3 separate regions of the Homo sapiens genome follow, and all the other regions are linked to region 2. Evidence: chromatin loops called from intact Hi-C (ENCODE). Cell type or tissue: GM12878. All regions are shown on one strand. Region 1 has its middle 85 kb from the start of MIR548P. Region 2 overlaps ST8SIA4 (ST8 alpha-N-acetyl-neuraminide alpha-2,8-sialyltransferase 4). Region 3 has its middle 88 kb from the start of FAM174A.

Region 1 (8,000 bases), 97 kb before region 2:
GTTAGCACATATTTTAAGAATTATAATAATCAGTTTTAATATAGAAATGATGAAATAGGCAACCTGTCTAGCAAGTATGTATCAAAATATTTCAAGATCCTGGAAAATATGTAAACTTTTGACCCAGGTATTTCAATTTTTAACTGTAATAATAATTTCCAGAAGATGTTGCAGCAAAGTTATAAAATGATATAGACAAAGAATATATGGGCAAGGCAAATCTATGCCCAGTTTAGAAAAATAATCTCTTTGATTAAATAGGGCATAATTCAATATATACTACGTTATTCTTAACAAAGACAATCAGTGGACATATATAGCTATGTATATATTCAAATATGAACATGAGAATATTTTGCTTTATGATTTTATGGTTATTTCAATTCCACATTGTTATTTTTATTAACATTTGTCTTTATTTTGTGTAAGTAGAAATATAATGTATGTTAGCTGTAAAAAATATTGAAAATACAGCATCAGAGAGAAAATGTACCAAAGAAAAGATAAAACCTTCTGTTTTAATTTTAAGTTAACTTTGCACTATGAAATATATATATGTACATACATATATATACATGTATATATGTACGTACATGTATATACATATATATGCACATGAAAATGTATATAAATACATACATATATCTACATGTAATTGTATTTAATTTTAAGTTAACTTCGCACTATGAAATATATATGTATGTACATATATACATGTATATATGTACATACATATATAAATATAAGGATAATGTATTATATATAATATAAAATTATGTACATATATGTATATACATATATATGCACATGAAAATGTATATATGTACATACATATATGTACATGTAATTATATTTAATTTTAAGTTAACTTCACACTGAAATATATATGTATACACATATATACATGTATATGTGTATACATATATAAATATAAATATTATATATATAATATAAAATTATGTACATAATACATATACATGTATATATATATTTCATAGCGCAGTTAACTTAAAATTAAATATAATTATATATAATTGTATATACTTTTATATATAATTTTATATAAATATATAAATTATATATAAATTTTATATAAATATATTCTATATATTATATATTATATTATATATAATATTTATATATGTATATACATATATACATGTATGTATGTACATACATATATATTTCATAGTGTGAAGTTAACCTAAAATTAAATATAATTATACATAATTTTTTATTATATAATATTTATATTTATATATTATATATAATATATATTTATATGTTTATATATAATAATATATATTTATATGTTTATATATAATAATATATATTTATATATTATTTATAATATATTATATACAATTATATATATAATTTTAACAGTTTTATATAAATAATATAATATATAGAATTAAATATATATAATTTTTATGTAAAAAATTATATATATAATTTATATATTTTTTATATATAAAAATTATATATATATAATTTCCTACCCATTTGGAAATATTTTATTTGGAATTCTGACATTGGATTTGTTACATGAAAATGACTTTTGGATTTTTCTAAGTGGTATCTTATACAGTCTGTTTAGATAGATAACATTTTGAAATTTTCCTACATCTTGGTCTGCTTAGGTAGACATTTGACTGATACATGAATATAGACATTTTTATCTATGATTTTGTTACTGAGCTTTCTTCAAACTGTTTAAATAGTTTGGTGGTAGATTGAAAGTAGAATGAGACCTCATGTGCATGTTTGTCTCCAGAACCCTCGCCAGAGCATATTTAGGGGAAATAATATTTTTTAGGAATTTTAGCTTCTTCTATTGTTTATTCTATCTGTAAATTTGACTTATCTGAAAATAAATTGAGAATTTAATCCAAAACAGACTTTAATGGAGGTTTTCAGTGTGAGATTTGTCTTCCTCACTCCTTTTCTTCTTTTTCCTTCATTATCCCTGTTTCTCCTCTCTGCATTTCTCTCCCTCCCTCTTCCTTTTGCATGCATTCAACTACTTATAGTAAACATACACCACGCACCAAGTATTGTGATAGGAACAAGGGGTATAAATATGAGCAAGGCAGTTTTGATCTGTCCTGCCAAAGCTTAGAATGTTTGATTTTAAAACAAGCATTTACATTAAAGTGTGGTAAGTGATACAATAAAGAAAGAACAGAATGTTGAGGAAATACCTAGTAGTGTCTCTTAATACAGTTGAAAGTAAGGAATATTACTCAAGGAACAATGTCTACAAAAAGTGATATTACGGCTAAAAGTTAAAGAATCATTACAAGTTAGGCAGACAGTATTACTACTCTACAGGAATGGAGTCAGTTGCTTATCTAGGTTTTTACCCCATTATATTGTTGGCTCCTTTTTGCATGCTCAGTACCTACCAAAGTATCTGGCACACAGATGTTGTTGAATAAATGTTTGATTAATTAATGCAGAAATATAAAAATGAATACTATCTTGATAAAGCACTATTTGATATATTTGTTTGTAAGTGACACAATGAAGAAAACAACATGGATTTCCAGAAAAATTAATACATCATCTAAATTCCAACTGCTAATCTTAGGTTCTCCATTTTCTACTGTTTTGTTGTTTCTTCTCTTTTTTTAATTTTTAATATTTTATCCCTATTATTGGACCCAAATCAGCATACATTTGATTTTAAACTTGACTTAACATAATTTATTAAAACTTCAATACTTCTTCAAATTTGAATGACTTATTTTATGTATAATTATGTAAAACTACAAACTTGTAAAATCTTCTGAGTTAACACTGGCCATTTACTTTTGCCTATAGAGAAATTAGTCCAGTAAAAGTCAACAGCAGCATATAAAGAAATTGCCAAAATGCTTGAGTATTAAATAACTACCTTGGGTATTGCTTAAGAAAAACCTGCATTCTCAATTCAGCATGCATATGGAATATATGCAAATTTATCTTGTTTTCTGTAGAGACCATTTAACTAAAGAAGAATGAAAATAATTTAAAAACTTACTCAAAATTCATCTGGTAATATGAGCATATAATACATATGAAGTCATTAGACTAATAAATTCATAAGTAAAAAATAATAAGTAAGCTAGAAAACAACAATGCTAATTGATATAAAACACCAAGGCAACAGAGTATTTAAAATGTCATTCAAAGTTGTTGGAATGTGGTTAAGAAAATGAGCTTCAAGATCTAATTAAGAACTAAGCCCAACATGATCCCATAAGTATTTTTATGCTTGAGATGAATATTGGAAATTTGTTTATATTAGTTCAAATTGGTCTAGTATCTCATTTCCTTGTTATTGCATATTCTCAATTATCTGAGAGCTTAAATGTAGGAAAAGGAACGGTGAAACCCCGTCTCTAATGAAAATACAAAAAATTAGCCGGGCGTGGTGGGGGGCACCTGTAGTCCCAGCTACTTGGGAGGCTGAGGCAGGAGAATGGCATGAACCCGGGAGGCGGAGGTTGCAGTGAGCCGAGATCGCCCCACTGCACTCCAGCCTGGGCGACAGAGAGAGACTCTGTCTCAAAAAAAACAAAAAACAAAAAACAAAAAACAAAGGTGGAAAAAGGACATAATTTAATCAATACTTTCAAACATATCTTCCAAACCAAGTTAATTATGGAAAACTTCAGAGGCAAATATCTATGCTTTCTATCAAACTTTGAAAAGAAGGAATCTAGTTTGCTTCAAAAAACAGAACTGTATTTTGCTGAATAAACCAAGTTATTTTCAGGAAACAGAATATGTAACACTCACAAACACTGAAACACACACAAGAAGTGGCACGTCATATTTTAGAAAATTAAAATATGTACAAAATTAGTCTTTTGTAAAAATTAGCTCCTTGATAAAACTTGGAATTTTCAGGAAGGGTTTTTAGAATTTCAATATTTACTTGCTTTAATTCTTGTGCTCTTGTCATTTAAATAGGATAGTGAACTATAAAAGTTCAACTTAAGAACACAAATTAATACCTTACCAAAAAATAGTATATTAACTATTATCCTCATATAAATTAGATATCCTCGTTTAAATCAACTATCTTCACATTCTCATCTAATTTGTATTATTTGATAAAATTTATAGAACATGATAACCTAAATAAAAATGCAAAGGGGAAAAAGATACATAGAGGTATATTATAATTTATGAAAAAGTCGATAACACTTTTTTAACCTAAAATATACTCAAGTTGAATTATCCTTGCCACTCTGTGGCAGAATATATAGTGTAGAAGAAACAGTGCAGAAAAAGGAGATCATGAAAACAGATGTTGGAAGGGTAAATTGGAATAATCTTCCAGATCATTCACTATCAAATATATTTTCAGAGCTTCTCTCTAAAGGAAATAGACATGGGATCATATTCTCCAAGTACATGAATGTATCCATTATAGGAACACGGACTCCTAGCACAGCCACCCTAGAATGGAGAGTCAAGTAGTCCCGTGGTTTAGAATTTGTGCACTGATGGGAGAAGACAGGGACAGGAAGAAGAAAGAGCAGCCTTTCTAACTGATCTGGCTGCTATGTGGTCCAACCGTGTTTAAACAGAAAGTGCAAGGTAAACAAGATTTTTGTGGTTTCACTTTGATGGAGGAGTACCTCTCTTCTATTTCTGCTAAAATTCTCAATCTCTGTCGAGTAGAAAATCACCGGTTTCTGTGGAAGTAGTTAAAAATGCACGAAGGTGCTGAACACACAAACAAGCAAAAATAACAGAATATCACAATACTCTTAAATACAAAATAACTGTATTTCTACACACTATCAATAGAAGTTGAAATGTTAAAAATACCATTTAAAGTAACATGAAAATTATGAAATATGTAAAATACATATTTTTAAAGATGTAAGATGACTACATGTTGAAAACCATCAAAAATAGCTGAGAAAAAATGTTAAAGACCTGCATAAATGGAGAAGTACATTATGTTCACAGGTTGAAGATTCAGTATTGTTAAGCTATCAGTTGCTCTCAAATAGAACCATAGATTCAATACACAATCCCAAGTGAAAAAAGCAGCAGTTTTCTAGTATAAATTTATAAGATTGTCCTAAAATTTATACAAAAATTCAAAGAACCTACAATTACCAAAAGAGAGTTTGAAAAAGAGGAGTTAAATTGGAAGATGAACACTGACTGATTTTAGGAATTATTATAAAAGTACAATAAACAAGACAGTTTGGCATTGAGATAATGAATAAAAACTTGACTATTGGAACAAAATACAAAATCCAGAAAAAGAACCAAGAAATTGACAACTTCTTTTCAACAAAATTACAAAGACAATTTAGTGAAAAAAAGATAGTCTTTCAGTAAATGTTACTGAAACCATTGGAAATCCTTAAGTTAAAATAACCTGACTTAAATCCATAACTCATACCATATACAAACATTAACTCAAAGTGTGTTATAAACTTGAAGATAAAACTTACAATTGTAAGACTTCTAGAAGAAAACATAGGACATTTTTAGGACCCAGGGATAGGCAAATATTTCTTAGATATGATGCCAAAAGCATTATCTACAAAATAAAATATTGATAAATGTAGTTTCTTTAAAATTAAAAAACGTTCCTTTACTAACACCATTAAGAGAATGTATTAATAAAGGCAGGATGTGAAGGCGATCTGGCTGTGACATCTGTCACCCCATTGATCATCAGGGTTGATTTGGCTGACGTAGCTGGCTAGGTGTGTGTCCCCTTCCTCCCTCACTGCTCCATGTGCGTTCTTCCTGAAGCTGCATGCTTGGCAGAAGAGGACAACCATCCTTGATAGAGGAAGATGCGTCTTCTGTCAAGGGTATACGAGTAGCTGTGCTCCCCTGCTAGAATCTCCAAACAAGCTCTCAAGGTCTATTTGTAGGAGGACGTGGGTAATAAGGCTTCCAAGACTCCAGACACATCCCAATGAGGCACTGGATGAGGCAGCAGTCTACCTTTGTGTGTGTGTATACACACACACACACACACACACACACACACACACACACACACGAAAGGCATTGAGAAAAATACTTTTAATAATATATATGAAAAGGATGAAAAGGGATTTATATCCAGAATAAAGAGCTTTCAAAACTGAATAATATTACACAACTAAGTGAGCAAAATATTTTAATAGATTTTGCATCAAAGAAGATATGTGGATGGAAAATAAGCACAAGAATAAATGTTGAATATCATTGGTTACACAAATTAAAACAACAGTGATGTATAACTGTGCACCTGTAAGAATTGCTAAATTTAGAAAGAAGAGACATGATGAGTGTTGACAGTGATGCAGAGGATCTAGAACTTTTACATACCACTGGTGCAATGTAAAGTACTACCTAACTTTGGAAAGAATTTGGCACTTCCTTAAAAAGTTAAACATAAACCTTATATAGGATCCAGCCATTATGCTCTTTAGTATTTACCCAAGGGAATGACAGCACATGTCCCAAACTGCTATGAACATACATGAATGTTCATAGCAGAATGTTCATACATGTAATAGCCTTAAATTAGAAACAATTTTAATAGTCATGAACAAGATACACTTTCATAGAAAAAATTAATAATTACCACTTTTAAAATGGGCTATATCTTTTGCATGTTTCACCACTTAAAACAATAAATCCCTTGGGTTTAATGTATGGATGCCACTTCAAATCTGTAATTCCAAGTATATTGGTCTTTCCATTTGATCATGACGCTACCTCAGTACAATAAACTTGAAGTTAAGAAATTAGTGATATTAGTTATTCCAGAGAATTAAGAAAAAAATATATATCTGAAGCCTAAAAATAGGTAAATGCAAATTCTTTTTGTCAAATACAACAAAGAGAAATACTGAAGCTTGAGCTTGAACTAATTTCCTGATCAATATCAGTAAATCTCAAATCATCAGGAAAAAGTTTAAGTTTTTGAAGAAGTCTCCATTTAATTAATCACTCATTAATTTATTCAACATATATTTATTGAGGCTCTATATGTGTCAAATACTAAGTAAGTACTGAGGACACAGCAGTGAATCAAACTGATAAATATACCTCCTCTGTGATGCCACCTGGTCAGGGAAAGTGATGGTAAATAGACAAGGAGGGTATGGAGTATATAAGATGGTGCAGTGGAGAAATATAAAGCAGGGAAAGGTAAAAAGGAATGTTGTGTAGCCAGAGGAGTCTTCACCTGTGCAGAGAAGCTATGAGTAAAAATATAAAGCCCAACTTCAGAAGCAGGTGGAGCCAATGTGCAGAGGGAGACAGACAAGAGGAGACCCACCTCCCAAACAACACAGAGTAACAAATTGCTCACTTTCTAGGACATGGAAGGTCAGGTTTTATTTCCTCAGTTGAATTTACTGAAATATCTCAGGGTCCTAAAATAAGCCCCCATTTTAACTAAAGCCAAATTTTGTAAACAGGGAGCTTAGTGAAAGGGTGAGATTCTCCTCCATGTATCACTTGCTAAAACACTCTTCTTCGTGTTCCTTAAGAACCTTATATATTCCCCTGTTAGTCTTATCACAGGGCACAATAATACCCCGTGTATGAATTGACATCCTCCATTAGACTGCATTTAGCAATTTGCATCCCTCAGAGACCTTTTTTATACCACAGTAATTTCTAAAGAATTGCTAGTGGCCCTGAGGTCTTATTTCAAATTCCACTAACAATGGTGAAGTTTCACAGTCAAATGGAAAGAATATCATACATGGAATCAGATAAATCAAATTTGTGTCCCATACTGCCATTGACTAGCTTTCTCAGTCTTGCTTAACTTCTCTGAGCCATACTATCTTTATCTGTAAAAAGGGGTAATGCGAAAGCCTATTTCACTGATGTTCACTTTCTTTGAGGATTAAATGGAAAAATGTATACTGCCACCTCTAGAGAGGTAATTTAACTGATCTGATCCAGGACCTGAGCTTCAGAACTTGAAAAATACAGTGATCTCTGAGTGAGTCAAATTACAGCTGGAA
Region 2 (8,000 bases):
TTCAAGAGGAATATTTCCATAATAAAGCCTCTCTAATCACTTGTTTGATGATTGGTTCTACTTGGGCAAAAAATCTGAAGAAAGGCAATCTGTGGGAGTTGGTTTACGAAGAAATGTACAGTATTATTGACCATCTGTTTCTATTTTAGTACATTCATGTAATATTGTTTTGTATGATGACTCAAATTTCATGTATAAACTGCTAAAATGCATGTAATACCTGTAGAGTGCAGAAGGCAAGAGAAGAATCTAGGGTATATAGAGGTTCAAAAAGAAACTATAGAGTGCTAGAGTATAAACTGCATTAAAATATTGGGGAAATATTAAGTTTAAAATATTAAGAAACCTCACATTGTATCTCTAATGGGGTTACTTAACTAAAAGACAACTGAAATAGCTCAGTTGCTATCTTAATTCTTTCTTTGGAAGAAGGCTATGAATCCATAAAATTTATGGGAACTCTTTAAGGGATATCCAGAGGATCCTACATTTTGAACATTCATGAAAAAAAAAGGCTTTTTATTTTTGGTCTAACAATTGTGTATCAAAGCAAACTCAGGAACTAAGGAACTCTGTTATATATCTCTAAGGAATTTTAAATTATAGCATCTGAAAAAAAAGGTGGAGGGGGGCAAGGTAAGCCATCCCATTCAGTTCCTTAATCAAATAAGAAAATACACCTAATGAGTTCCTCCAATGGCTGCCTACACAAAAGATTTAGTTAATAAGATCCTTAGGTCAGGCACAGTGGCTCATGCCTGCAATCCCATCACTTTGGGAGGTTGAGGTGGGAGGGTCCTGGAGGCCAAAGGTGTGAGACCAGCCTGGGCAACATAGCAAGACCCTGTCTTGACAAAAAAAAAAAAAAAATAGCCAGCAGTAGTGGCATACACCTGTAGTCTTAGTTATTGGAGAGGCAGAGGTGGGAGGATAACTTGAGCCCAGGAGTTTGGGGTTACAGTGAGCTATTATCATGCCACTGCACTCCAGCCTGGGTGACAGTATGAGACTATCTCTAAAAAAGTAATAAAAATAAGAGATTTTACCAGATTGTTAGAACCAATGATTATTCACTGTCAGAGAAACATACAGATTCCTAGAGTGGGATATAAGTAGAAGAAGTATAATAAATACAGTTGTTTTGATTGGGTTCAAATCATATTATTTAATTTATTTTGCAATTCTAAATATTGCTAAAGATAGACATGAGATTTCATGTGTATTTATTTATTTATTTAATTATTTATTTTTTGGAAGCAAGGGTTAAAGAAACTTTGAGGATGGTCTATGATTCTACTGAATTATATTTTATATATTAACATTAAACTTCCTATATCAGTGATGTTGAAATTAAGTAATGAGCACAGAAATAAGAAGTGCATTAGTGTCTGCCTAGGATAGTTGACATTTTTGTTATCAAATTCTGTCTGTAGCATATGAAGTTTTCAAATTTGCAAGTGTTCAATAATTAAGATTTATTCCAGACCAACTGCCAATTAGATTGTTCTCATAGACTTTAAAGAAAGCGAAGGATACTCAGTTTGATTGCTCTTTCCACTGCAAGAATTATCAGGTCAGAAACAGGCTCTGAAAGTGCAGGACCATAACTGAACTCTGGACATTAAGTGGCGTTTTAGGTCTGGCCACTGGCTATTGTAAGGAAAATATATATTATTTATGAATAGGCTATCGATATATAAATAAATGTACCTTTTCTAGCCATATAATTAAGGTCTGTCTTAGGTAGATATTTTTGTCATTATTTACCTAACCTGTAGCTTGTAGAGAGATTATTCACCTAATTTGTAGCTTGTAGAGAGCTTATCCTAACACCAAATTGTCAGTAATGCTTAATTTGACTTGCCTATATTAGGGTCAAAAAATACAATTATAATTTATATAATTACATAAAATACAATTCAGCAGAGCAAACACATCCTTGTCAAGGGGATAGCTCATTTCTTTCTCTTTTAACATTTCACCAGCTCTTACTGTATTTCCAGAATTCTAGTTCTTTTGAAGAATGTTCTTACTGGATAGAAACACAGGCAACCTGATGAACTTTTGGTTGGTTTGGAGCAACTTAATTTTTTTTTATTATTATGTGGTTCTATAGAATAAAGAAATTGGAACTATATGGCAATGCTAAATAATGATCTTCCAGTATTTCTTGCCACACACCCTGGCCAGTTCCCCTATTCGTTGTTTCTTCTCTATATTTAAGAGCTGACTACATATGCCAATGTGGGAAAACATTGCTCCTTTTCAAACAGAAGTTCTACTTAAGTTTCAATTTCCAGTTGATTCATCAAAACAAAGCTGGTTCAGAAAGGGGAAAAATTACAAATTGCTTACATCTGTTCAATGTAAAACATTATTCATAATCTGCCAGTGATGATGGCTAAGCCATCTGGGGAATATGATAGGTACTTGGGGCCAAAAAAAAATACGAAAACAAAAATCACAGTGCAATGAAGAAGTGACAAGTGTGAAGGTCTGAAGGTTATCCTGTAGTTCAGTTATGGCTTTCAGGTATTTGGGGATATGCAAGTTCTAAATTTATACGTGAACAAACTGGAAACACTTATATACTTAACATTTTCACATAACAAGCCTGAATATACTTGTTAAATTAATGAATTATTAAAATCAAGAGTTTCTGAGAAAAACAAGTGAAACAAATTGTTACAGGGTATCATTAGGTAATATATCATTTCATTCTAATTAATAAAGTAAATATCTATATGAGTGTCCTATTCAGAATAGTTATATAACATGTATAGTTATATGTTGTATATTATATTTACATAAACAATTATATATAATACATTAATACATCGAATCCTATCTGTAAATGTATATAACACATATGTAAATATATATATTCAGTTTTCTATTCAGATATATGTGTGTGTATATACACACACACACACACACACACACATCCCATAGGAAGGAAATTTCCTCCCCAAGTTTTTGTTACCACTTATTTGGGCACACTTGTAGGGTGATACACGTTAATTCCTTATTAGAAAAACACTTATAAAATCACTAATTATATTCACTGGGCTTCTCCTGACACTAATGGTACAAGTCAGAAGTTTTGAAGTTCTATTATAAATATGTTGCTAGCACTATACATTTGTCAGAGTGTTGAAGAGAATAAGTTCAATATCAAGAAATAAATATAAAATAACTTAAATCTACGTTGTGAAAACATCTCTTTTTCAGATGTGTCATGGATAATCTATAACAATTTTGTCTTCATTAAGGAAAAAGGACAACTGGATATCTTAACTCTGTATGGCTTACAAATGTTCCCTGCCCCTCTCACATGAAAACTAAGAAAATTATGCCTTCAGAAAATGCTCAGCAATCAGAGATGAGAAGAGGTACTGGGGTCACTTGCACACATCTGCATATTTAATATGGACCATCCTGCTGAAAAAACTCACATTCAAATATGACTAGAGCTGCTGTGCATTTGTATTCATTCCACCATGGAAACAGTTTGAATGCTTTTCTCTGGAGACTTATGTATCTCAGTGACAGCTGCATTGCCACAATATGCTGAAGTGCTCATCTTGACAGGTCATATCCTGGATTTTACATTCTGAATGGCAGCTGGGATGCCAGAGTGTTTTCTCACAGTGGGTGGGTCCTGTATTTAATCAGGCACTCCCTGGCTTCAGAGACAAACTGCACGTGTGGTCATAGGCAACTCTAAGAAATCCAGGATGTATCTTTGTCACTCTAGTTCCTCCCTAAATAGCACTGACATTCACAGCAACAATCTACGGCTCTACAAGAACAGGGCAAAGTGCATTTTAAGATCACAGATTTCCTATGTTTTATTGTAGCACTTTGCCCTGATGCCATGTGCAACATCAGTACTGTACACTGTTGATAAACACTGGTTAAGTAATTCAAATTTCAAACTGAAATCTATTTCTATATCCACTTAGCTATGCATATACAGAATGTATATACTGAAGCAAAAATAAAACACTCTAATTTACAGTTCTGGGACATCTCACTAATCAGAGCAAACCTGCGATTGCAACTACAAAAACATGAGTCCACTACCATTCACTGGAAAGTAAATTACCTGTCCTGGGAGAGCCTGGGGTTCTGGGGGAGTTTTCACTTCTCGGGTTCATTACACACTGGGGCCTGCATAAACCAACTACCGTGTAAAACCCTAATGAGCTGATGAGTAATAAATTGATACGTGCTGAAATAAGGAACATTTTTGTCAGCCTTTCAGAGTTCCTCTTTTGTGCCAGGCAAGCAGCTTTCCAAAACATTCACTCATAGCTCCCTGAGAAAGCAACTTTCCGGTACTCCTTAGGGTCAGTGTGCTTTTTGCAGGCTCCAAGCTCCACTTTTCCTTCTCTGAGACCTCAAAAAGCAATACCTCTTTGAAAATCCCTCAAAGTGGCTCATTATGGATCAAAAGCTTTTCTGTTAGACAGAAACATAGGTTGGATTTAAGATTTCTAATCACGTCTTTGCTAAAAGGCTCCTCTCAGGCCAAAAGTTGATTTTGCCCTGGATTTCCTCACTCATGGGACCCCATAGACATCTCTAGGGCTATTTCCCTTGCCTAAACCTGCACTTTGCCTCTAGAAAATTTAGGTAGAAAGGGCTTAGAATTCTAGAAGAGGATCAGAAGACTGTGTGGGATGTGGAAGATCCTTAGTCTTGAACAAGCATTGGTTCAAGTCAAAAGAGGTAAACTACTATTTTTTAATACTATTTTTAAGTAAGCAAGGGAAGAGTTCCGTTTTTTTTCAAAGGCCCATATTCCTGGGAAATTTTCTCAGCAGGTCTGAGACTGAGAAGAATTTTCATTAGCTTAATTATTGCAGCCAGGAAAAGAACAAAGACTTGTCAAATGACTCACTATGAAATAACGACGAATTCTGATGCAGGCAATATTTGAGCTCAAAACACAGCCCAGTGACCTATAAAAACAGTGTGGGAATAGTCATTTGTAGGTGTAGGAATATTCGCAAGTCACATATCTTTACCTATAAACTGCGAATATTCTGCGCATAGGAGCATCAGTGTGTATTCACGCTTGCTCTCACCTCACTGCCATGCTCTGCTCTCTTGGGCTAATTGCCAAGAGAATCCCAGCGAACAGTACCCAGTGAGCCCCTACAAAGCGGTGTGAGCTATGCAGTCTTCCCCAGCACTGTCTCTCTCTCCCCTCCAAATAGTTATCTATCGGTTTGATCACAAAAGATTCTTTGTCTTTTGGTCTCTCATGGATTAGAAATTTAAACTCAAACCTTTTTCAAATACAAGCACCTATATATTATTTGATCTATTTTTTCCCTTCACTCCTCCCAACTATTACCTAAATGCTTTGATAAATCTTTTCATTTACTTGAACTTTTTTCCTTTGCCTGAATTCTATTTTAGAGTAATAAAGATTGAAACAATAGGATATTGACAGTGATATATCTATAATAGGGGAAAGGAAAGTCATAAGTTACAGTAGACATAATAAAGTACTTGTTGTGTATAACCTCTAAAATTCTCGAACACATTCAGATCCTTTAGAATTACTACATGTCGGCCGGGCGCGATGGCTCACACCTGTAATCCCAGCACTTTGGGAGGCCGAAGCGGGTGGATCACGAGGTCAGGAGATCGAGACCATCCTGGCTAACACGGTGAAACCCCGTCTCTACTAAAAATACAAAAATTAGCCGGACGTGGTGGTGGGCGCCTGCAGTCCCAGCTACTCGGGAGGCTGAGGCAGGAGAATGGCGTGAACCCGGGAGGCGGAGCTTGCAGTGAGCCGAGATCGCGCCACTGCACTCCAACCTGGGCGACAGAGCGAGACTCCGTCTCAAAAAAAAAAAAAAAAGAATTACTACAACACTTCTATCTAGCAACATATTCTTCTGTAAGGAAAAATGATCTTTCCAAAGCATAATTAAACAACATAAAGAGATAAGTCTTTATTTATTATTTATGTTTCATTTTTAAGAGTATACTCATGTTATTTTTGCAATCTTTGGTCATAAATGTGCCACACTGAAGATAAAATACTTATGTGGCTCGCTCTAAGACTTTAGCAATCGCTTGCAAAACTGTTGAAGACCTGTTACAAGGGGCAAGTAAGTGAAAGGGAATAGAGTTTACAAGACATTCTGTGCAATAATTATGGGTGTAGACTCTGGAGCCAGACCGATGAGTTTCAAAGCCTAGTGTTACCACTTACTATGTGAGCTGGTATAAGATATTTGATTTCATTGTGCTTTATTTCATCGTCAATAAAATGGGAATATTATTTACCTTATAGAGTTGTTATGGAGACCAAATAAAGTAAAATTTGTAAAGTGCTTTAAGTAATGCCTAGCACATAATTAGTACTGTAGTATTTATCGTTGAATAAAACAGCCAGTAGTTTCCTATCTGGATTTCAAATTTTTAAAGCCTAATCCATTTCTAAGTTAGAAACTGTCATATGCAGCAGATATCCGTATACATCAAATATTTTATTCTTCCGAATTCAAGTTACCTCTATAAACCGTCAACAGACTTATTTTATGTGTTATAATATTTCTGGATGGTAATATATTGTAATAACTTCATGAGTTCAGGCAAGCAGTCAAGGACACACCATCAAGAATGGTATGGCAACTGATTATTGTATAACTTAGACAAAGATATTATTTCAAATGGTTGCATTATATTTGTCTATGTGTGTGCATAAATGTACAAATATGCAAGAAATATATGTGTGTAAGTACAACTAAAATTAATTTTTAAAGGATACAAGCAAATAATTTCTACAGGAGATTCAGTAATCATATCTATTTATGTAACTATACTTGCATATGACTTCAAATATAAATATTATGTTTTATTATGTTTACTTAGAATTGGTAAAGCACAGTATAACCAATGCATTCTTAAAATTAGACCTATAGCTTCTCAAAATAAAACCTATTACACATACATATAGGACTTATAATAAATGTCCAGTGACAACTCTCTTCAATAGTATTAATTGAAATTGAAATAGCTAGCTTGCCAGAGGTAATTAGTTACATTATATAATTATATTTGTCTACCTAAATTAACTTTTTGAATTATTTCTTTTCTCATTATTGCTTCTGTTCTCCATTGACCACTTAATTTTGAAGGAACTACTGTTCTCCAGGTACTTGGCTGGTGAACAGGCCCAGATGAGAAAAGACATAGTCCTTACCCTGGGGTGACTGACAGTCTCTATCCCATAACTAAGGCCCAGGTAGCTGTTTACTGAACCACAAAAGGACTGTATAAAATGCCTTGCAGGTGCCACATCAAGACAATCTCCAAAATGTAACTATAAAAAATACTAAAATTATACCTTGAGACATAAAACATTTATCAATTCTAAAACTTCCCACCTGGATTCTTAACCAGATTTTTTTTAATTCTTTTTGAGGCACAATTCTTTTCATCTTAAAAAAAGACTTATAAAACCTACTTATGATGATTCAATGATAAAATAAATGTTCAATAAATGGAATTATTATTACTACCATTGTTTTTCCTTCATGCAGAGACACAACTCTTCTTCAGCATATTTTCTCATCTCCATTGTGTTTCATGAAATTCATTTTTCTTTCATTCTCCACTATCTCTGCTCCACTGAAATTATTGTCCATCAGGCCCAATGCATAGAGCTAAAATGCTCCTATATGAGTTGGGTCTGATTATCTCTGAGGGTCAGGGGGCTCAAAAAATATATATTTTTTAAAAATTTTCTTTATCTAACTCGAACTAACTTTTCTACAATTGGTTTGTGTTATGGGGAGAGGGGCTGGAAAGGTGACACAGGAATTGAGAAATGATGGGAATCTACATATTGTATGCAAGTCAAAAATACTTGAGTATACTCCCAGAATCTAGAACCATAACTTTATTTAAAATATTGGTTCTAGGAAATATTTAGAAGGAAGGAACTTACCTATGAATTCTAAAGAGAATCT
Region 3 (8,000 bases), 200 kb before region 2:
TTTTACTATTCATAAAACATGACAGGTCAACTCAATTGGATTATGTAGGATAAAAGGGTCACTGCATAACACTGAAGAGATTTGCAGTAATATCACCACATTTGGTACCATAGTTTAATAAAAGAGCTTTTTAAGCCATTCAGATATTGTTTTAAATCCCGGTGACATTACTTAAACTCTGAGCCTCCATTTATTAAGCTGCAAAACTGAAAAGCTTTTGTCTACACTTCTAGATTGTTGTAGAACGAAGTGAGATTTTACATGGTTTTATATTTAACTAACTCTTTACTTACCTTCACCTTCTTTTCACATGTGCTCTTTAGACCTTTCCTTCCTTCCTTCTCCTTCATTGAGTGAGCAAATTCTGAATGAATCAATGAATGAATGAATGTACTATAAACCATTTAGCAGGAAACCTTTCAGAGATAATATCAAAAGACAACTTCCAAACTGGAAAAATATTGCAACGTACGTGACACTGCAAGGATTACTTTCCTTAGTATTCAAAATGATCATACAAATGGAAAACATAAAAATAGACATTGTTATTAGGAAAATGAGCAAATAATGTAAAAAGGCAATTCATAGAAGAGAAAATACATATTATCAATAAACATAATGGAATGTATTTAATATCACCAAAGGGACATTTAAATAACTTCTTACCATTCATTAGTTGCTATTAATTACTATCTATTATCCCTCCTAGATTATCTACATAGGGCCAACATAATCACAAAGGCTGGAGAGGCAGAGTTATAGGAGGTTTGTAGACATATTATTGTGTGTGTGTGAGAGAGAGAAAAAGCGAGAGAGAGAGATTTGGAGATACTATGCTGCTGACTCTGAAGATGGAGAAAAGGACCATAAGCCAAAAAATGCGGCAGCCTTTAGAAAGGCAAGGATTCTCTGTTAGAGTCTCTAGAAGAAATGAAGCTCTGCTAACACCTTGATTTTATTCCGGTAAAATTCATTTTTAACTTCTGACCTTCAGAATTGCAAGATTTTAAATTTGTATAGGTTTATGTCACTGAGTTTGTAGCAGTTTGCTAAGGCAGCAATTGGAATCTAATACAGACATCTTTATATTTCAGGCCTTTGAGACTAAAGTTAAGGGATGATTTCAAGTGCTCGGAAAGTACAGCAAATAAGGAAATATCCAGAGCATTGACAGTAGTGGAGTGATTTGCTTGTACCTGATTTATTTGGAGGCTGGAGCTACAACCTGTGCTCATCAGTGTGACTGAGAGTCCCCAGGTAGGGATTTCAGCTGCAGGCCTCTCTTGAATCAGATTCATTTTCATAAGAACAAAACAAATTCAACACAAAAAAAGAAAACATGTGAGCGCAATTACATTTTAATTTTTTTTCCTGCTAAGAATCAATGTTAAAACAATTTTACAGTTATACTCTAAACGTTTTTGCCCTGTGGTCTTGGTCAAAAAAGGACTTCTCAAGATGTCATTCTGCTGTTTCTTATTTTCTCTCCATCTCTGTCTTACATAGCAAATATGACCACTCTACAAGTCAAAACAAGATTTTTTTTGACAGTGTTGAAGTTCAATCTTCACTTTAAAAATTAAGTGGTTCTTTCTTCTTCACATCTAGTATAACTGATAATAATTATTGAAATATTATATTAGATATCGGATGTGCCCTGCTAATTTAGTTGACAGATGCAACTAAAAAATATGTTGCTTGTCTCTTCCACAGATAGTCTAATTTCACTGTGACAACAGTAACAATCAGATAGTTCAAGGCTTATAAATAGCTAGAATATATTCTAGGAAATGTTTTAGGAATAGGTAAGAAAATAAGTAACTTTAGAAGTTACAATAAAATATTATTAATTCATGCTGTCTGTGAGGTTATCAACAATTGTCAGGAAAAAGTAAAATCTATACTAATTTAAAATAAATACCAATTTGCTCATCTAGAGCATATGCCATAATTCAAACCAACCTAACAAAGTATTACTTTAGGAATCTTTAGCCATGTAATTTAATATGTATATACGGTAGATAAGACCATATAATGGCTTTAGTAAGTTTATTACTATTACCTTTATGTAATTAGATGTTTCTAGAAAATTTCAAATAGTTCGTTTATAATGACCTTTAAAGATTGTCTCTATTCTTGGGCATTAAGTTGTGCTGCCTACTAAAATGAGGTCAATTCACCCCAGGTAAAGTTCAAACCATTCCACTGAAAATTTACGTATAAATGTATGTAAGTGTATGTACATATAAATTACACATAAATGTATGTGTATGTATATAGTATACACACACAGTATATGTATACTATATATAGATTATGTATATGTGTGTGCATATTACTATATATAGTAATGGTGGATATGTAAATTATGTATGTTTGTATGTATGTATTATATACATACATACACACATATATATACACATAATTTAAATTCTAGGCAACATTTTAAAGCCACAGGAAAACATATAAACACATATACATGTATGTGATATATATAAGCATGTATACACACACACACGTATATGTATATGTATATATGTTTTCCTGTGGCTTCAAAAAGACTTCACAAATGTTGCCTAGAATTTTTAAATATGGAGAAACTATTTGAAAAGCAAATATTTTTGAACATGAAAAGGGGGAAGTAAAATCTTAATAGAGATTATGAGTGTGATCACAGCTTTAAGAAATCTGATAATCACTTTTGTAGATTTAACGTTTGCCTTCCTTCTGCTTCAACTTTTGTCCTTAAAATGTATTTGGCAGTCAGCACTGTCTCCTGTAAACAAACAAATAAACAAACCGATAGAAGAGGTTCCCTCCAGCCTTGGTGAAAGGAAGCCTGGCTGTTACACCTGAGCTGGGCTCCTCTGCTTCTCTGTGTGACAGCTAATAGCTAATTGCAGTGTCTGCCTAACGAAGAGTATAGCACTGGGAAATTATGCTCATGACAAGTAGGAAAATGATGCTAAAGCTGAGACACTTGAGAGACTATTCAGTGTGGTGCTGTGGACTTTTTTGTGTCTCCTTTATACCTGCATCCTGCATACACAATCCTCCCCAGTGACTGCAAGCATCTTGGTCTGCTTTATGTAGCATCTGATAGACACTGAACATGCTGGTTTTATCATAACAAACAAACGCTATAAAAATACTTATTCGTTCGTTCTTTTTTTTTTTTTTTTTCTGCTCCACAATTTACTACTTCAGTCTTCAGGCGCTCCTCTCTGTGTTAAGTCTATTATCACCTCTTTCAACATCCTTCACTGTCTCTAATTAGGACAGTTTGTTTTTTTTTTCACTTTATCCCTGAACTTTGCACCCTCAGCAATAGCTATGCAGTCTCTCTCTTTTTACATTGTATTATGAGTATTATGATCTATGTCTCTATTCTGGACTCTAAACTTTGTGAAGAATAGTATAACACTTGATTAATCATTTTAAGCCCAATGCCAAACATAAATAGGTGTTCACGAAAAGTGGTTTGAAGCAGGCTGAACTGAATATTACCCATTGCCATCTATTTATTTATGGTCTTACCAAAAGTATATTATACTATAGGCATTGATATTATTTTAGAATAACACTTCTGCTTCCTGGATTGGGAGAATAAATATTATTCGATTCTGAGATCAAGTCTCACAGTTTCATCGACAAGCCTGGAACTTCAGTTGCGGTCATTAAGATGGAGCCCTTCGTGTCCCCGGGAGGCGGAGCTTGCAGTGAGCTGAGATCATGCCACTGCACTCCAGCCTGGGCGACAGAGCGAGACTCTGTCTCGAAAAAAAAAAAAGATGGAGCCCTTTTGCATGGTCCATCCACTTTAGAATGTTATGAGAAATGACTGTGCAGTCAAGATTTCAATGGTAATAATGGCAGTAAGACTAACTTTAGGAACAAAAGAATTTGTTACAACGTTATTTATTGGAAGGAATTTACGGAGCTTTGGATGTTCAAGGAGAATACTGGGAAGCTTACGAAGCAAGATGAGAACAACCAAAATCCTTCCACAGTAAGGATCTGCTCATGATTCTGCCACTGCTACCACCAGCACTGGGTACTTGCAACCACACCTGCATATTTTCACCTCCACAGAACCTCTGCAAAGGAATCAGAATTTTGCTTGTTCCTTGGAATTATTCAAAGATTCAAAGTTCAAAAGGGATTGTCAAAAGTACAGGCAACAAAAGCAAAAATAGACAACTAGAATTGCAACAAACTAATAGCTTCTGCACAGCAAATGAAACAGTCACAGAGTGAAGATACAGCTTACAGAATGGGATAAAATATTTGCAAACCATATATCTGATAAAATATTAATATTCAAAATATATAAGGAACTCAACCCAATAATAAGAAAACGAACAAGCCAATTAAAAATGAGCAAATAACCTGAGTAGAAAATTTTCCAAAGGAGACATACAATGACCAACAGGTATATGAAAAATGCTAAACGTCAGTATTCATTATGAAAATGCAAATCCTAACCGCAATGGGATATCGCCTCACACCTGTTAGGGTGGCTATTATCTTAAAGATAAAATCATGTTTTTACATTCAGAATTAAGCCAAGCTACTAAACAACACAATTTTTTAATGACATTTCGAGGATTTTTTGGGGGAAAAGCTGGTTTAATATAGAAAGATAAGGACATATAAATGACTTTTGTGGAAAAAAGAAGAGAAGGATTTTCCATTTTCTTCAGAAAGAAGCTGAGTACAGGGAGGAAGTAACAACGGAAAGAAGGAGATAAAGATGTACACATGTGTAACTTGCTAGAACCAAAAAATAAAATACAGTGAAGGGAAAGTGGAGAGAAATATGACACATCGGTATGAAGTAAGCAGAGAAAGCTGCTACTTTAAGCCACTAGGAGTCACAACAGACCCAGAACTATTTTTGATGGAGGTATTAGCAGCAAGGGTGAGAAATTAATTCTTCATAGGAAGTGCAGGATGATCATAATCCAGAGGACTTTTCTAAACTAGATGTATATTAATCAGACATTGAGTTTTATATTTATAATGATGTTGGCATTATTTTCTGAACATAATTAATGATTATCAAGAAACAGAGAAACAAAGGAAGTAAGAAAAACATTAGCCGACTAACCCATTAAAACAGTACTCCAAAAATGTTCCCAAGTGTCCTCATGTAACAAATTAAACCCAGATGCCTATTTATTTTTTCTCTCACTTCATATAGATGGATAATAAAATATATTTCAAGATGAGTATTAGTATTCTGGAAAAAAGAAAAAACAGTCACCTAAAGTTTTACAATTAACAATTTTGTCTGCACATAAATCTAAGATTCTCATGATTGTTATTCGTGCTAGGAGAAGAGTATTCGAGAATTTTTTCTTAAACTTGAGAAGTCCAGATGATCAAAATATAAAAGTTATTTTATAGGTATTACCACATTAGCCTTTAAGGCAACTTGATAAATATTTGTAAAATCATTCCTCTTGAGAAATCTCATCTCCCGAATGGCACAAATGCTGGAATTCTGCCCTTTCTTACTCTCCTTAGTTGGGTATTTTTGCACAGTGCACAACCTGTATAACCGTAAGTGGCTGCTGTCTAAGTACTTTATATACTATTTCAAGGAAAGCATTATTTCCCCAACGTAATCATATTAATCCTAATCTATTAATTTATGCATAGGTAAAGATTATCATGTATCATTCATACAATAATAGCATATTTGTGCTCAACACTCTGGATGTCTTGTTTTATAAAGAAATAGTAACAGTTTTTTCAAACACTTTCTTTATAGCAGGCATTGTGGCTGGACTAAACACACGCACACGGCACATATATCATTTTGTGCATATATACTGTATATTATATACATATTATATATTATAAGTTGTATATCATATATACATTATACATGGTATATAAATTATAAATTTATAAATACATTATATATAATTGTGATTGTTATTCATGCTAGGAGAAGTGTATTTGAGATTTTTGTCTTAATTTGGGAAGTCTGGATGTTTAAATTTTTAAAATTATTTTTATAGATATTGCCACACATTTATATAGATAATTTATTTCTCAAAAAAATCCTCTGAGGATGGTAAACTTTCATATCTTGCCAAAGGAAATTTTGTATATTCTTTTCTCCCTCAAGGACATAGTTGTTCCTCAAAAAGATATTTAGAGGTACTCAGAAATTTCTAGTTACCCACATTTCTAATTGTGACTGATATTTTGATTCAATTTCTATACTGCTATTTGAGGCATGAGTGTATACTGACATTTCACCCTATTTCTGAAAAGCTGTGTATCTGTGTCAAGGAGACTGCCCCAGATTATGAATGCCTGAAACTGGAGAATGAATATATATATATATAAAATATATATTCATATGTGTGTATATAATTGTATATATGCATATTATATATACACATTCATACACACACACACACACACACACACACATATTTCATCACTCTAGGCATTTGGCTGTCTTGCTTATGCAATTCCTCCATTGTGTCTAAATACAAATTATATTTATTTCCAAAAACATACTGATGGACAAGGAAACCATCTTATTACTTGTTGATCATCAACTCATATTAGTTCCTGGGATTTAGACAAATATGTATTTCCTCTTGGGTTCTGAACAGGTTCAAGGCCAGGCTCCAAGTACCACTTTTGTTCTGCCTAGTTTCCTTCTCCATATTCTCCTACTGTTTTCTATCTTTCCCCTCCTCTCTTTCATTCCAGATCCTGTGTCCTGATGCTATCTTGGTAGCATTGTGGGAAATATAATCCATGATTATCTTTCGGAGCAACCTCTCAAAATATTTTCTTGCTAATATGAACAAATTTTAGTATATGATTATTCTAAACAACAGCGGCAATGAAAAAGTTTTCAACCACGGGTGAGAAGAGTAAAAACACAGTAGGTGATGGGCACAGAAAGCTCTGTCCTACTTATCCAATATAATGAAAAAATCCTGAAAATTTGAATTCTACATATAGCCTACATATAGACTCATCTCTTTTATATATAACCATACATTCATGATCACTAACAACATTGCAATTTCTATCATCATGAATGGAGTACATTAGTTGTAAAGTAAAACTATGACCAGAAAAGTTTCCTTTCAGACTTGAAATAGCATTCTTTCACTGCACATTTATTCAGCCTAGTAAGCCTTAGAAATAAGGTCTGCTTATTTCACAGAAGAAAAACAATTGCACCATTATCATCAATGCTGAGCCGTGAACTTCCAGAAAGCAAGTTGGATTTTACTCTACCTAATGCAGTGTCAAAATGCTGCCAGTAACATCCTGATCTCAGGATTTTTATTGCTGGTGATGATGTATAAAGTGGAAAGCACATAGCTTGGTTTTCAAATAAGTGGTTAAGCTTGCATACTGCCTGCATTATCAAAAAAACTTGGTAACAACTGAGTGAGTGTGACAGCAAAGTCACTGATGGGAAAGAAAACTGGAGCACTAAGATGTGTCAGCTTTATAGAGTCACATCTTTGGAAATACTGTACCTTGCTTCTTAAAGAGATGTTACACAGGATTTTTTTTAGGAAGGTACTATTACTTTTAAATAAAATGTAGTATTCTAAAAATTGCTTCCAGTGGAAAGTATTTGATATGTTCAAACACGTAACAAGTGACCAAAGAGTATAAATCTCCATGGCAGTAAAACATAATTAGGCTCCAATCATAACTATTTTTTTAGTAATAAGCCACAGAAGATGGAGAAATAGAAAAATTAGAAAAACTATGCTTATCTCAAAATAATTTTGTAGGAAATAATTTTCTAAGTAACATGTACTTGAATTTATATATATAATAAATTATATAATAAGCAAAATGTTATGTTCTGAACCTTTTAAAGCCTCATTGTCACTTCCTGGAGTAATAGAACAACCAGCCATAAGCAAAGTAGGCTAGAAAAATGTAGGTGAATCTAGTCATTGTTTGATTTTTTACAGACTCCCTTAAGAATAACAATTTAT

What was found. Hi-C counts contacts between places; a loop is a spot of excess contacts. Peaks named below come from ENCODE experiments on the same cell type or tissue, not always from the same donor. Only the 100,000 strongest peaks of a DNase experiment are listed, where the experiment ranks them.
Region 1: a loop joins it to region 2, with 2.1 times the contacts of the local background. A loop is called at or near these places in 2 of 110 quality-filtered maps.
Region 3: a loop joins it to region 2, with 2.6 times the contacts of the local background. A loop is called at or near these places in 2 of 110 quality-filtered maps.

What each region holds. Positions count from the first base shown.
Region 1 is chr5:100,727,410-100,735,409 of GRCh38, forward strand. It overlaps the pseudogene RN7SKP62. Among named protein-coding and RNA genes, the nearest start is that of MIR548P, 85 kb to the right of the region's middle. In GM12878, no CTCF peak of the experiment used is centred here; a DNase peak (open chromatin) is centred at 4,572; H3K4me3 peaks cover 608 bases; H3K27ac peaks cover 784 bases.
Region 2 is chr5:100,824,043-100,832,042 of GRCh38, forward strand. The region is part of intron 4 of ST8SIA4 (ST8 alpha-N-acetyl-neuraminide alpha-2,8-sialyltransferase 4); the gene reads right to left. Among named protein-coding and RNA genes, the nearest start is that of MIR548P, 11 kb to the left of the region's middle. RefSeq lists an enhancer at 3,532-3,581. In GM12878, no CTCF peak of the experiment used is centred here; DNase peaks (open chromatin) are centred at 2,379, 4,209 and 4,998; H3K4me3 peaks cover 1,985 bases; H3K27ac peaks cover 4,356 bases.
Region 3 is chr5:100,619,055-100,627,054 of GRCh38, forward strand. No RefSeq gene overlaps it. Among named protein-coding and RNA genes, the nearest start is that of FAM174A, 88 kb to the left of the region's middle. RefSeq lists a silencer at 4,787-4,876. In GM12878, a CTCF peak has its summit at 4,868; a DNase peak (open chromatin) is centred at 4,857.